Linked DNA regions of Homo sapiens: all the other regions are linked to region 3. A link is an interaction called in ENCODE POLR2A ChIA-PET data of the cell type or tissue named here. Cell type or tissue: GM12878. All regions are shown on one strand.

Evidence for each region. Peaks named below come from ENCODE experiments on the same cell type or tissue, not always from the same donor. Only the 100,000 strongest peaks of a DNase experiment are listed, where the experiment ranks them.
Region 1: POLR2A ChIA-PET joins it to region 3 with 6 read pairs; 5 of 35 experiments call an interaction of 5 or more read pairs at or near these places.
Region 2: POLR2A ChIA-PET joins it to region 3 with 6 read pairs; 5 of 35 experiments call an interaction of 5 or more read pairs at or near these places.

Annotation. Positions count from the first base shown.
Region 1 is chr20:49,602,872-49,607,871 of GRCh38, forward strand. It overlaps LOC105372651 (a long non-coding RNA gene), which reads left to right. Exons shown (of 4, transcript XR_001754713.2): 4 at 391-767. Among named protein-coding and RNA genes, the nearest start is that of PTGIS, 37 kb to the left of the region's middle. In GM12878, no CTCF peak of the experiment used is centred here; no DNase peak of the experiment used is centred here.
Region 2 is chr20:49,122,352-49,127,351 of GRCh38, forward strand. STAU1 (staufen double-stranded RNA binding protein 1) reads right to left here. Exons shown (of 14, transcript NM_017453.4): 7 at 2,024-2,236; 8 at 741-884. Among named protein-coding and RNA genes, the nearest start is that of STAU1, 63 kb to the right of the region's middle. In GM12878, no CTCF peak of the experiment used is centred here; no DNase peak of the experiment used is centred here.
Region 3 is chr20:49,265,069-49,270,068 of GRCh38, forward strand. ZNFX1 (zinc finger NFX1-type containing 1) reads right to left here. Exons shown (of 14, transcript NM_021035.3): 3 at 4,874-5,000; 4 at 1,067-1,198. Among named protein-coding and RNA genes, the nearest start is that of ZNFX1, 10 kb to the right of the region's middle. In GM12878, no CTCF peak of the experiment used is centred here; no DNase peak of the experiment used is centred here; H3K4me3 peaks cover 3,036 bases; H3K27ac peaks cover 1,157 bases.

The DNA of each region.
Region 1 (5,000 bases), 340 kb after region 3:
TGCATGTTCTTGTTTTTGCCACTCTGGGGAGAGGCGCCCTTCCTCATGGCCCTAGGAAGGTAGTGAAGTTATGTCCCAGCCCCAGGTAGGCAGCCTCCTTCCTGCAAGGGGTCATCCAGGGAGCACCCTGTGCCAGCCCACCTCTGGGCATCCTGTTGTCATGGAAATATTTCAAGGCCTGCTTTCATCCTGAATAGCAACTTCAGTGGAAAGAGAAGGCCTCTGTTATGGGCTAAATTGTGGTCCCTCAAAATTCATATGTTGAAGTCCCAACCCCCAAGACCTGAAAATATGACTGCATTTAGAGATGGGGTCTTTAAAGAGGTGGTTACGTTTAAATGGTTGTTAGGGTGGGCCCTAATCCAGTCTGCCCGGTGTCCTTATAAGAAGAACAGACCTCAGGAGCGCACATGCACAGAGGGATGACCGTGTGCAGAGGCAGCAAGAGGGTCGCCATCTGCAGGCCAAAGAGAGAGGCCTTGACGGAAATCAACCCTGACAGCCGGCATCTCGAGCTTGGACTTCCAGCCTCCAGCACTGTGAGATAATAACTGTGTTGCTTAAGCCACCCGGTCTGTGGTCTTTTGCTATGGCAGTTCTAGCGAACAAATATAGTCTCTTTCCCTGCACACCTAGAAGAGTTCCTGGGAAGATGCCCATATGCCTGGCTTGGTTCACTTCCCGTCTGTTACCAATTGCTGTGGCCACCAGATGCTGAACTCTAATCGGTCAGGCCTTGGCCAAGTGCTCATCCCTGGAGCTAGGGATGGGCTCAGCCTGCCAACCTGGGTTCACTTTTCCTTGTTTGATTAAAAATTTTAATTTAAAGCAAGTGACGGCTGGATGCAATGGCTCACTTCTATAATTCCAACCTTTTGGGAGGCCAAGGTGGAAGGATCACTTCAGCCCCAGAGTTCGAGACCAGCCTGGGCAACACAGCGAAACCTCAACTCTACAAAAAATATTTAAAACTTAGCCAGGTGTGGTGGCACCCACCTGTGGTCCCAGCCACTTGGGAAGCTGAGGTGGGAAGATCACTCGAGCCTGGGGGATCAAAGCTGCAGTGAGCTGTGATTGCACCACTGCACTACAGCCTGGGTAACAGAGCGAGACCCTGTCTAAAAAAAAAAAAGAAGAAAGTGAGGTCGAACCTGTGGCTAACAAGGGGATAATTTACATGTCTGAGCTCAAGTTCAGATGTACAAGTTGGATTCTCTTTTCTTTTTTGGGGGGTGGGGACAGAGTCTCACTCTGTCGCCCAGGCTGGAGTGCAGTGGCGTGATCTCGGCTTACTGCAACCTCCGCCTCCCGGGTTCAAGCGATTCTCCTGCCTCAGCCTCCCGAGTAGCTGGGATTATAGGCACCCGCCACCATGCCCAGCTAATTTTTGTATTTTTGGTAGAGATGGGGTTTCACCATGTTGGCCAGGCTGGTCTTGAACTCCTGACCTCAAGTGGTCCACCCGCCTCGGCCTCCCAAAGTGCTGGTATTACAGACGTGAGCCACTGCACCTGGCCATCAAAATTAGAAGTCTTTTTAAAAGTCCCTTTGATCCCACCCATGGTAGGCAAACCCTACCTCAGGCATCGGGTCAGGCTGCAATTTCCAACTCATATCTGCTTTTAGCCCCTGGAGATTTCACTTAAATCCTGTGAGCTCAGCCATCTATCCCCAAGATGCAGTTCCTCCAAGATACCTGGCAGGCACCCTGGCAGGAGGGTGTCACGGTTCTCTAACCTGGCTGACTACTGAGCCTCTGGGCTCCATGAGGACAGGATGTCTCTCTCACTCGCTGCTAGCCCAGTCCCTGGCACAGCCCTGGGGCTTGGCAAATATTTGTTGAATGAATAAACAGGCTGTGGCTTATAAGCTGGTTCAGATTCCAGCTCCCCACTCACTCCGCATGGAAGAATCACTTCAATCCTCCAAGCCCCCCGTTCTTCATCTGCATGGGGGATATTTTGTTGTTATTGTTGTTTTTTAAACTTGGGATTTTTTTTTTTTTGAAAAATAGAACAGATACAGATACAAAAACCACACAGCATAAGCATGTGACTTAATGATTTATTATAAGGCAACTGAACACCCTCGTGACCACCTCTAGGTCAAGAAATGTAACTTTGCCTGCCACCCCTGGAAACCCCTGCAGAACCCTGTCCTCTCAAAGCCCTGCCCCTCCCAAAAGTCACTGCTACCCTAAGTGTTATGGATATCACTTGTGTTTCTTTCTTGTTTTACCAACCATGTGAGCAGCCCCAGACACTATACTTAATCTTGCCCACTTTTTAAAAACTTGATGTCTCTTTTAGTTTCTATTCCTCCTCCATCCCTTTCTTTTCCTTACAATTTACCTGCGCAGTACCTGGGCCATTTAACCTGCAGAGATCCCTGGGTCTGGGTTAGGCTGATGACAGCACCGTGTCATGGTTCAACACGTTCTGTCCTTGGGATTTTCTGTAAAACGGCAGCTGGATCCTGAGGCTACACCAGGGATGTTTCCAAGCTTCTGCCCTCACGGGTCGTGGTGAGAATTGAAGGGGGATGGGTGAGTGTTTGATATCAGCGAGCAGCCCCCAGAAGCAGCCGCCAAGGCTGTTCGGAGATGCTCACGAGGCCTGAACATGGACAGCCCGAGGGACATCCCATCTCAACAGTCCATCCTGGCTTCTCTCCCCACCCAGACCCACCCACCCCACTTTGGGAAAGTTCTAGGGCCATGGCTGGCTCATCCCAGCGAGAGCTGGCAGCAGAATGGCCTGTAATTTTAGCTGTTTCTCTTCCCTAAAATTATTTCCCATCTGGAAATGGTTTCCCAACCCTGCCCAGGAAAGAGTTGGTGGTGCAAGGAACATTTTTCTATTAAAAAAAAAAAATAGGGGCCGGGCACTGAGGCAGGAGAATCGCTTGAACCCGGCAGGCGGAGGTTGTGGCGAGCCAAGATCGTGCCACTGCACTCCAGCCTGGGCAACAGAGCAAAACTCCGTCTCAAATAAATATATAAAACCAGCCACCAAACACTGAATCTTTGCAGCCCAGGCTCTGGAGGCCTGGCTGAGTGCCAGCTGTATACCCTGCCTTGAGGGAACTCTGTCAGCGAGGAGCAGAGGGTGAGAGGGCATAGTCAGGGCTCTGCTGCCAGGATACCCCCACCCACCCAGTACATTCGGACAAGGACTTTGTTGCAGGGCCTGGGACAGCCCCAGGCGAGCTGAGAAGGATCCGACCTGGGGTTGAGTGGCCTGCCCAGCTGCTGCCACACTCGAGGTCTGTGGGTTATTCTAGGTCCCACAGGGCATGAAATCACAGAGCAGAAGTTCTTCCTATGGGGATTCTCTTGCAGCTGCTCTGAGCATTTCAAGAAAAAAAAAAAATCCCTGCCGCTAACATCTCCCCATCACCTCGCTAATTCTCTTCTTTCTTTCCTTTTTTTTTTTTTTTTTTTGAGACGGAGTCTCGCTCTGTGGCCAGGCTGGAGTGCAATGGTGCCATCTCAGCTCACTGTAACCTCTGACTCCCTGGTTCAAGCGATTCTCCTGCCTCAGCCTCCTGAGTAGCTGGGATTACAGGTGCCCGCCACCACACCCAGCTAATTTTTGTATTTTTAGTAGAGACGGGGTTTCACCATGTTGGCCAGGATGGTCTTGATCTCCTGACCTCGTGATCCGCCCACCTCGGCCTCCCAAAGTGCTGGGATTACAGGCTTGAGCCGCCGAACTCTCTTCTTTCTAACAAAGTTCTCACAGGCCCCTGACTCCTGACTGTGCAAGCAAGAGCATCTGGCAAGAATATCATGATATTTTTTAGCACTTCTTGTACTTATTTTCATAATTTTTTTTTTGAGACAGAGTCTCACTCTGTCACCCTGGCTTGAGTGCAGTGGCACCATCTCAGCTCAACCTGCAACCTCCGCCTCCTGGGTTCAAGTGATTCTCCTGCCTCAGCCTCCTTAGTAGCTGAGATTACAGGTGTGCACCACCATGCCTGGCTAATTTTTGTATTTTTAGTAGGGACAAGGTTTCACCATATTGGCCAGGCAGTCTTGAACTTCTGACCTCAGGTGATCTGCCTGCCTTGACCTCCCAAAGCGCTGAGATTACAGGCGTGAGCCGCCATGTCCAGCCTTATTTTCTTATTTCCTTTTTTTTTTTTTTAGACGGAAGCTCACTCTGTTGCCCAGGCTGGAGTGCAGTGGCATGATCTCGGCTCACCACAACCTCCGCCTTCTGGGTTCAAGCGATTCTTCTGCCTCAGCCTCCCAAGTAGCTGGGACTACAGGCATGCGCCACCATAGCTGGCTAATTTTTATATTTTTAGTAGAGTTGGGGTTTCACTATGTTGGCCAGGCTGGTCTCGAACTACTGACCTTGTTATCTGCCCACCTCAGCCTCCCAAAGTGCTGGGATTACAGGTGTGAGCCATCGTGCCTGGCACCCAGCCTTATTTTCATAACTGTTTTCATGATAAATGATATAGGTTTTCCATGTTTGCTAATGATATAAAGTTTCCTCTGCAGAAACAGGTTTAAAGAAAAATGTGGGCAGAAAGTCCGTTTAAAATATATATTAAGGAAAATAAAACACAGATAGCACAAAATCCAAAGCTACCTGGAGTTTTGGTGCCTGGAGCCATGGTGAAGAGGGCATACTCCAGATCTGAGGGCCCAGGCTTGCATTCTGGCTGTGACTCTGTGGGCCCTGTGATTTTAGGCAAGTCACTTGCCTTCTCTGAGTCATGGTGCTTTACCTGTAAAAGAAAGGAAAATAATAACACCTCCTTCCTATGATGATCTCTGAGAATTCAATAAAACAATGCTGAGAAGACACTCAGCCCAGTACCAGGCACATGGGTTGCATTTAATTCTGTCAGAACACAAGGTGGGTGCTATTTTTATTCCTGTTGGGAAGCTGAGGCCCAGAGAGGTCATCTAGCCCATCCAAGGTTGCACAGCTTGTAGGTGGTGGAGGTGGAACTAGAACCCACAAAGTTCTAATGTGAGACTG
Region 2 (5,000 bases), 140 kb before region 3:
CCTTTGGTAAAGAGCAATGTCATAAACCTTCAAGGAGATGTAATGAAGAAAAACTTCTCCCAGCACCCACCACCCCAGGACTCTTTCTTCCAAATTTCAGTGCAACACACCCACATTCCCACCAGTGCACCCAGCAGTAGTGCTGGTGTGCAGACATTACATTCATTTTTTTAAGCATTAAGATAAACAACTTAATCTTTGATATGTAGCCTTTACAGATTTCTGTGGTATGTTTAAGCTATCAAATTATTGCAAGCCACAAGGTCTTAATAAGGATCACAGTTGGCTGGGCGAGGTGGCTCACGCCTGTAATCCCAGCACTTTGGGAGGCTGAGGTGGGAGGATCACAAGGTCAGGAGATCAAAACCATCCTGGCCAACATGGCGAAACTCCGTCTCTGCTAAAAATACAAAAAATTAGCTGGGCATGGTGGCACGTGCCTGTAATCCCAGCTACTCGGGAGGCTGAGGCAGGAGAATCGCTTCAATCAGGGAGTCGGAGGTTGTAGTGAGCTGAGACAGCACCACTGCACTCCAGCCTGGGCGACAGAGTGAGACTCCATCTCAAAAATAAATAAATAAATAAATAAATAAATAAATAAATAAGGATCACAGTCGCTGGCAGAACATGGCCCACAGGATCCAGCCTCCTCAGGAAGGTGTCCAGACCTTGAACCGCCATCAGCCCCCAAGGCTGGACGTGGTCAGAGGAAGGGGCGCCCATCATCCATGCGGACCCACCTGCATCACAAACTCCCTGCGGCGCGGGAGGCCTCGCTCTGTGAGGAGCGTGTACTCTGGCTCCTTCTCCTTTTTTGCCTGCTGGATCTGGGCCAGTCGGCTAATCGGATTGATCCCCTGGCCATATTCTGGGCTTGTCTGTGGCTGAGGAACAAACAAGGCAGAAACTCTGTAATGTTATTCACCGCATGAACTTGGTCAACTCAGAGATCAGGATATGAGAGGAGATAAGAGATTTTGGGTTGACCTAATGGCTCAGAATTCGATTTTTTTTAATTTAACATTTTAACAATGAAAAGATGCTTTATTTTTTTTATGATTGTTCTAGGTGATTTTAAGGTCTTAGCAAACCAACATCAACATTTCACTATAACGAAGCGTCACTATGACTGCGACGGCTGTTTTTTAACATATTTCAACATATGACAGTAAATGGGCAGAAAAAACATAAAACACTATTCCTACAACTCCCCAAAAGTCTGAGCTATGATGGGTTCCCAATTTTCTTGAAAAGAACTCAAAATCCAGGAACCACTTTTTTAAAAAAGCTCAAGCTGATGCCACATGGCAAGAAGAACCTCAGAATCCCAGTTACTTCCTTGAGGCCACCTTTTGTGCCAAGGAACCCTCACTCTGCTGATCAGAAGTGACTTCCAGGCTATATTAAGCAAAAAAGGGAAACAAAAGGTATACATAGTATGCTTTTATGTAAGAAAAATTTGGATCTTGATACAGCATGAAACTACATATACTGAAAATCACAAAGTTCCCCATGGAATTATGTCCCCTTTCTGGGGTTGGGGAAGGGGTCAATATAATGCTTTGATAGATCCATTAGTGTGGCTCAAAAATCCAAAAGAAAAGGCACACAGCAAAATGTCTCACTCCTACCCTCCCACTATGGGCCTCCTGCCTGGCACAAATCTCCTCCACCTTCAGAACAGCAACATGGTCACTGAGACACAGGCACTGTTATTTCACCACGCGCCCCACAGACCGGCATGGCGTTCCTGCCCAATACCCCACTGTGATCGCCAGGGCTGTGATGAGCGCCCTCCTGCACAGATGTGTGTGCCCGTCTGCGGGTACCTCTACTGAACTGACACAATGTCCTTATCTTACCTAACAGGTGGCTCTTGCAGCACCTCTAAGGGGTCTGGCAGGCCTGGGGTGTGGCACGTTGGTCTCATCCCCTTTCACCTTGGGGACAGCGACCAGCCTTCTAAACCCCCCACCCATCTATAAGTAATGAAAACACCTTCTGTGTTCAGAAAAGTTCTCACCTTGACTATGGGTTTTGTTTTCTTTTTGATTCTAGGCTTTACTCGTTCAACTGCAGGCAGGGGCGGTAACTTCTTCAGCTCCTCAAGAACAGCTATGGCGGCATTTTTCTTTGAAATCTTCTTGCTTTTCCCTTCACCTTCCCCCACAAACTCCCCAACCGAAACCTTGGTCACAAAGTTCTTCATGTGGGGTGGGCCACTCTCCCGGGCCACCTGTTTCAGAGGGAAAGACTGAGTGAAAGCGGACAGACACTTATTAAAAGCTCCAAGGCACACTGGCTGGCACACTTCACACAGACACAGGGAAGGGGAACCAAGGACAAGACCTACTAAATGAAAGGAAGCGGGGATCATTTCAAATGCTTTCTCGCCTTTCTTCTTACTTCTCAAACTGGTTTATGCTCTTGAGTCTGGTGAGTCCCAAACAGTCAGGCATGAAATAGGGAGACCTTTTTACTCCCATGCCCCTGGCTCACAGGCTGTCCTGAGTTTAGTGTGGTCCACTGCAACTGGCAAAAAGGAAGCTAGCCCAGCAAAGTCCAGAAATAAATGCAGTACAAATGCTCAAGTTTAGTATCTGCTCTGAGCCTCCAGCCAGGACTAGGCCTACTAAATACTGGTTGCTATGTGGCCACAAAAGAGAACGAGACAAATCTCTTAAGCACTGATAAAGAGGGATTCCCCGCACACATTAAGTAAAAAAAAAAAAAAAAAAAACCCACAAAAGAGTATATGGTATGGTAGCTTTAGTTTAAGAAAAATAGGATTTTATACAAATATCTACACATATATAAACAGACACACATTTATAAGCTCATTTTTGCAAAAAAAAAAAAAAAAAAAAAAAAAACGAAGGATAAAAAAAATCAATGGGCTGGACATGGTGGCTCACACCTGTAATCCCAGCAATTTGGGAGACCAAAGCGGGTGGATCACTTGAGGTCAGGAGTTCAAGACCAGCCTGGCCAACATGGTGAAACCCCCATCTCTACTAAAAATACAAAAATTAGCTAGGGGTGGTGGTGCACACCTGTAATCCCAGCTACTTGGGAGGCTGAGGCACAAAAACCCCTTGAACCTGAGAGACGGAGGTTGCAGTGATCCAAGATCACAAAACTGCACTCCAGCCTAAGCGATAGAGTAAGACCCTGTCTCAAAGGAAAAAAAAAAAAAAAAAAAAGCAAGCAATGGGCCAGGCGCGGTGGCTCACGCCTGTAATCCCAGCACTTTGGGAGGCCGAGGCAGGTGGATCACGAGGTCAGGAGATCGAGACCATCCTGGCTAACATGGTGAAACCCCGTCTCTACTAAAAATACAAAAAAAATTAGCCGGGCGTGGTGGCAGGCGCCTGTAGTCCCAGCTACTCGGGAGGCTGAAGCAGGAGAATGGCGTGAACCTGGGAGGCGGAGCTTGCAGTGAGCTGAGATTGCGCCACTCCAGCCTGGGTGACAGAGTGGGACTCCGTCTCAAAAAGCAAGCAATGAAATTAGTTACCTACAACAGGTGTGAGGGATTAGGGTAGACAGACGGGATGAGACGGGAATGATAGTTTTGACTTCTGGAAGCATTTACTGTTTTACATATTAAAGAAATAAAACTAAGTCAACAAAGATGGGGAAAGAATCTAAAATTAAACATGAACAGAAAGTTAGCTGCATATTAAAGTGATTACAATCTCCAAATGGACCAAAGACCTACACAGAGGCGCTAACATGCACAACTCTCAGAAGCAAAAACAGGCGAGTCTTCATGACTTTGGGTTTGGCAATTGGTTTTTAAGATATGAAACTAAAAGCACAATCAACAAGAGGGAAAAAAAAAAGTCACACTTAATCAAACTTTAAAACTTTTGTGTATCATGGACATTATCAAGAAAGTGATTACAATAACACAGATAGAAAATCAGGCTGGGCAGGGTGGCTCATGCCTGTAATCCCAACGCTCTGGGAGGCCAGGGTGGGAGGATCACTTGAGCTCAGAAGTTCAAGACCAGCCTGGCCAATACAGCAAGACCTTGACTCTACAAAAATAAAAACAAAATTAGCCAGGTGTGGTAGTGTGCCCCTGTATGTAGTCCTAGCTATGTGGGAGGCTAAAACAGGAGGATCACTTAAGCCCAGGAGATCAAGGCTACAGGGAGCTATGATCACACAACTGCACCCCAGCCTGGGCAACAGAGCAAAACCTCGTCTCAAAAAGCAAAAAAAAAAAAACAAAAAAAAAACAAAAAAACTTAAAAATCTAACCGATATTAGCCAAGACACTCAAAAAGAAAAATAGAAGACTTACACTACCAGATTTTAAAACTTCCTATAAAGTCACAACAACTAGGATATGGTTTTGTGTAAGGATAAATAGATCAACAGAACAGCACGAAAAAGACCTGCACATATAAGGTCACTCGATTTTTGGCAAACACACCAAAACAAATTAAAAATCTCTTAAAAAAATAGTACCAGAGCAACTAACTAGGTATCTGCATGGAGCGGGGTGGGGGGAAGAAAAAAAAATCAAACCATGATCTCTAACTCATACCACAACAAAAATTAGACCTAGGATCACTTAAATGTGATCTAAACTAAAATTACAAAGACTTTATAACAGGAGAAAGCCTCAAGACTGTAAGGCTGGCAAAGAGTTGAACACAAAAGATATCCACCATAAAGAAAAAAGAAATTCCTCAAAATTAAAAACCACTGGCCGGGCGCGGTGGCTCACGCCTGTAATCCCAGCACTTTGGGAGGCCGAGGTGGGCAGATCACGAGGTCAGGAGTTCGAGATCAGCCTGGCCAACATAGTGAAACCCCGTCTCTACTAAAAATATAAAAAATTAGCTGGGCGTGGTGGCGGGCACCTGTAATCCCAGCTACTTAGGAGGCTGAGACAGGAGAATTGCTTGAACCCAGGAGACGGAGGTTGCAGTGAGCTGAGATGGCACCACTGCACTCCAGCCTGGACAACAAGAGCGAAACACCAT
Region 3 (5,000 bases):
GTTCTGGAATCAGACAACTAGGGATCCAACTCTTAGCTCTACCACTTATTGCTGTGTAACCTGGGGCAAGTGACTTGAGTCTCAGTTTCTCTGTCTGTGATTTAGAGATGGCAATATCTCCCATATAGGGCTACAGTCTGGATAAATGAAAGAAAATCTTTAAAGCTCCTAGCTAGGGCCCAGCACAAAGCAAGCACCCAGGATATGTTACATATTTTTCACTCTGCAGATTTACTGATTGCTCATATGTTTTAGGCATGTGCCAAGTTCTGAAGATATAGCAGTAGAAACATAGGCCCAGTTTCTGATTTGTTATCATTTCTTTGTCTCTGGCAGGAAGTTACTCATTAAATAATTAATACGGCAGCAATAAATGTAGTGAGTACTGGTAGCAGGGGACATTACCTAGTCTGGGTGGGGTAGGGATCTATTTTTAAGAATCTAATATTTAAACTCAGACTCTAAGAATAAAGATTTATCTAGGTGAAAGGGAGGTATAGAAGAATAAAAATAAAGGAAAAGCATATATTTATTCATCCATTAATGTTATTTAGTATTTTTTGAGTGCCTAATATGTGCCAGGATATGTGAATACAGCAAGAAAAGGACCAATCCTCATCTAGGGTAGCGATACATAAAATAGATTATAAAAAAATAAAAAATGCAAAAGAGACTTCACTTTGGGGCTATAGAAAAAGTCCACCTGAGAAGAGAGATTTAAAGTGGGACCAGAAGAATGAGTAGGGCCAGGTTGAGTAGGGCCAGGTTGAATAAGCTCAAGATGGAGAGGGAAAAAACTATTCCAGGCCAGAGGATGGCATGGGCCAATGGAGGACGTAGAGGCTTTCAAGGAACTGAAGATAACCAGTGTTGCTGGAGTTAGGGAGAACAAGGTTAAGAAGTAGGAGCTGTGGTTCACAGTCCAGCTGGGACAGATCACAAACGGCCATGTAAGTAATGATAAGGACTGTTGACTTTGTTTGAAGAGCAATAGAAAGCTACTGAAGTTGCTGATGGTTCAATCATCAACATCTTGATAGAGAACAAATTTGCCTATAAGTATTACCTTCCAGAAACTGGTCCAAAGCATGATTAGTATAACACACAACCAAGATGGGGAACTTCTGGAGGCTAATTTGCCAAACAGACTCGTTGGTTAGGAGGGCCTGAACAATTTTTAGACCCACATAGGTTTTGCCTAGAAAATAAGGAAAAAGGAATTTAACAATTTAGACATTTTCTAAATAAAGTAATTACTCAGAGCAAAATCTTTTTTTAAATTTAATATAATACATTAAGATAGTTTAAAATCTAAGAAGCGTACATTGTATATTGTGAAAAGTCCCTCTTGCACTCTGTCACCCAGTTCTCTGGGTGGAAGCAACCAATGTTACCAGTTTCTTTTGTAACTTTACAGAGACAGTATATCCACGCATATACAAACAATACAAATGTGTATTCTTTTTCTAGACTTCCCCTTTTCTCCTTAAAATATGAATAGTAACAGACAATTTTTACCATTCTACATCTTGATTTTTTTCACTTAATGTATCTTGAAGGTCATTCTCTATCAATACATAGGAGAATCCCATCCCCCCCACCCCCCCCTTTCCTTTTTACAGCTGTTAAGGTATTTTTTAGCCAGTTTTCTATTGATGCTGTATATATTGTTTCCAATCTTGTGGCAAATTAGAAATACTTTTTATATACATGGTAGATTTGCTTTTGTGATGGGAGGGGAAAACTTGTAGAAATCAACATTGGAATAAGAGTTATAGGCTCATTAGTAAATGGCCATTAATTAATTAATTAGGCTAAAAACTGCTAAATTCTCTCTTTTTGTTTGAGATGGAGTTTCGCTCTTGTTGCCCAGGCTGGAATGCAATGGTGTGATCTTGGCTCACCGCAACCTCTGCCTCCCGGGTTCAAGTGATTCTCCTGCCTCAGCCTCCCAAGTAGCTGGGACCACAGGCGCATGCCACCATGCCCAGCTAATTTTTGTATTTTTAGTATAGATGGGGTTTCACCATGTTGGGCAGGATGGTCTTGATCTCTTGACCCTTGTGATCTGTCCGCCTTGGCCTCCCAAAGTGCTGGGATTACAGGCGTGAGCCACCATGCCTGGCCTGCTAAATTCTTACATTGTGTCAGGCTGGTAAGGTAGACACTGTCCTCAAAAATCTCAAAGTTGAGGGAGGGAGTGATATAAGATAATCAAAGATTTCACTACAGCAGGATAAGTAACAATTTCTTCCTTCTTTTTTAAGGCCCTATGTTGTCCAGACTGGAGTGCAGGGGCTATGTGTACTGCAGCCTGAACACCTGTTTTCAAGGGATCCTCCCATCTCAGCCTCCCAAGTACTTGGTACTACAGGTACTCGTCAAGACGTCCAGCTTTGTTACATAAAGTTTTTTTTTTTTTTTTTTAAATCATGAGTTGCCATTACTTCATTGGTGTTTTTTAAAGACTTCTTCCTGTTTGGGGTTTTGTTTTCTTTTGGTACTTCCTTTCGGAGAGTAATTTAGCAGTAGCTATTTTAACTGTTAATGTAAATTCCCACTTCTAATAATAGTTATGACCCCAGAGTAGAATTAGAGAGTGGCACCTGGGGAGAAAGGTATGGGAAGGTATAGTTCCACGACAAGTACAATGTGGCAGATAGGAGCCAGGATTCTACAGCTAGACTGCCTGAATTCAATTCCTAAACTTGTCACTTAACATTTGTGTGAGCTTCAGTACATACTTCCCACCTCTTAAGAGGTTATTTAACCCTTCTTTGCCTTAGCTTTCTTCATCCGTATAACAGTTTTGTTTTTTTTTTTGAGGTGGAGTCTTGCTCTGTTGCCCAGGCTAGAGTGCAGTGGAGCGATCTCAGCTCACTGCAAGCTCCGCCTCCTGGGTTCACGCCATTCTCCTGCCTCAGCCTCCCGAGTAGCTGGGACTACAGGCGCCTGCCACCATGCCCGGCTAATTTTTTTATATTTTTTAGTAGAGACAGGGTTTCGTCGTGTTAGCCAGGATGGTCTTGATCTCCTGACCTTGTGATCCACCCGCCTCAGCCTCCCAAAGTGCTGGGATTACAGGTGTGAGCCACCGTGCCTGACCAACTGTATAATGGTTTTAGTAATGGCTTCTATTTCACAAGGTTGTGAGGATGCAATTAGTTAAGGTATGTAAAGTAAGTAAAATGTTGCTTCACACATAGTGCTATTATATATTTGATACTATTTAATTTAAAATAATATAAAATTGAACCAATTATATAAAGCAGAAATCACACATCTCACTACATTTGACCTCTAGCAATCTTGTATCTATTACTATGCATGACAATGGGTTCCTATTGGAAAATCCCTATGAGCAGCTACTTTATAAACAAATTTTATGCCCATTTCGGGAGGAATGTTATTAACTAAACATTCTATTGCAACAAAACCAAAAATTGACAAGTGGTACCTAATTAAACTAAAGAGCTTCTGTACAGCAAAAGAAACTATCAACAGAATAAACAGACAACCTACAAAATGAGACAAAATATTTGCAAACTCTGGATCCATCTAAGGTCTAATATCTGCAATTAAACAACCCCATTAAAAAATGAGCAAAGGACATGAACAGACACTTCTCAAAAGAAGACATACACATGGCCAACAAGCAGAGGAAAAAAATGCTCAACATCAACATCACTAATCATTAGAGAAATGCAAATCAAAACCACAATGAGATTCCATCTCACACTAGTCAGAATGGCTATTAATAAACAGTCAAAAAAAAGTCAAAAAATAACAGATGCTAGTGAGGTTGCAGAGCAAAGGGAAAGTTTATACACTGCTGGTGGGAATGTACATTAGTTCAGCCACTGTGGAAAGTAGTTTGGAGATTTCTCAAACAGCTTAAAACAGAAATGCCATTTGACCTAGCAGTCCCATTATTGGGTATATAATGGGAAGGAATATAAATCATTCTCCCATAAAGACACATGCATATGCATGTTCATTGTAGCACTATTCACAATAGCAAAGATATGGACTCAACCTAGATGCCCAACAATGGTGGACTGAATAAAGAAAATGTGGCATATATACACCACGGAATACTATGCAGCTATGAAAAAGAAGAAAATCATGTCCTTTGCAGCAAAGTGGATGGAGTTGGAGGCCATTCTCCAAAGCAAATTAATGCAGGAACAGAAAATTAAATACCACATGTTCTCACTCATAAGTGGGAGCTAAACATTGAATACACATGGACACAAAGAAGGGAACAGACACCAGGGCCTACTTCAGGATAGAGTGGGAGGAGGGTGAGGATCTAAAAACTACCTATCAAGGGCTGAGTGCAGCGGCTCACACCTGTAATCCCAGCACTTTGGGAGGCCAAGGCAGGTGGATCACCTGAGGTCGGGAGTTCGAGATCAGCCTGTCTAACATGGTGAAACCCTGTCTCTACTAAAAATACAAAATTAGCTGGGCGTGGTGGTGCATGCCTATAATCCCAGCTACTTGGGAGGCTGAGGCAGGAGAATTGCTTGAACCCAGGAGGCAGAGGTCGCAGTGAGCCGGAATCGTGCCACTGCACTCCAGCCTGGGTGACAGAGTAAGACTCTGTCTCCAAAAACAATGACGACAACAAAAAACTACCTATCAGGTACTATGCTCATTACCTGGATGACAAAATAATCTGTACACCAAACCTCTGCAACATGGCAATTTACACATGTAACAAACCTGCACATGTACCCCTAAACCTAAAATAAAAGTTGGAAAATAAAATAAGTAAATAAGAAGACATTCTAGAAACCTAGAGTGAAGGCTCCGTCCCTTGCTTATCTTACAAAGCAGATCTTATGTACTCTAAAAAATTTTGTCTTACCTGTTCCAGGAGGTCCTTGAATAATAGCCAGTTCCCTTGTGAGAGCAAACTGCAAGGCTTCCATCTGGGAGTCATCCAGCTTCAGGGCTTCTTTTGAGGGCCACTGGCCAGGATCTAAGACATTAAT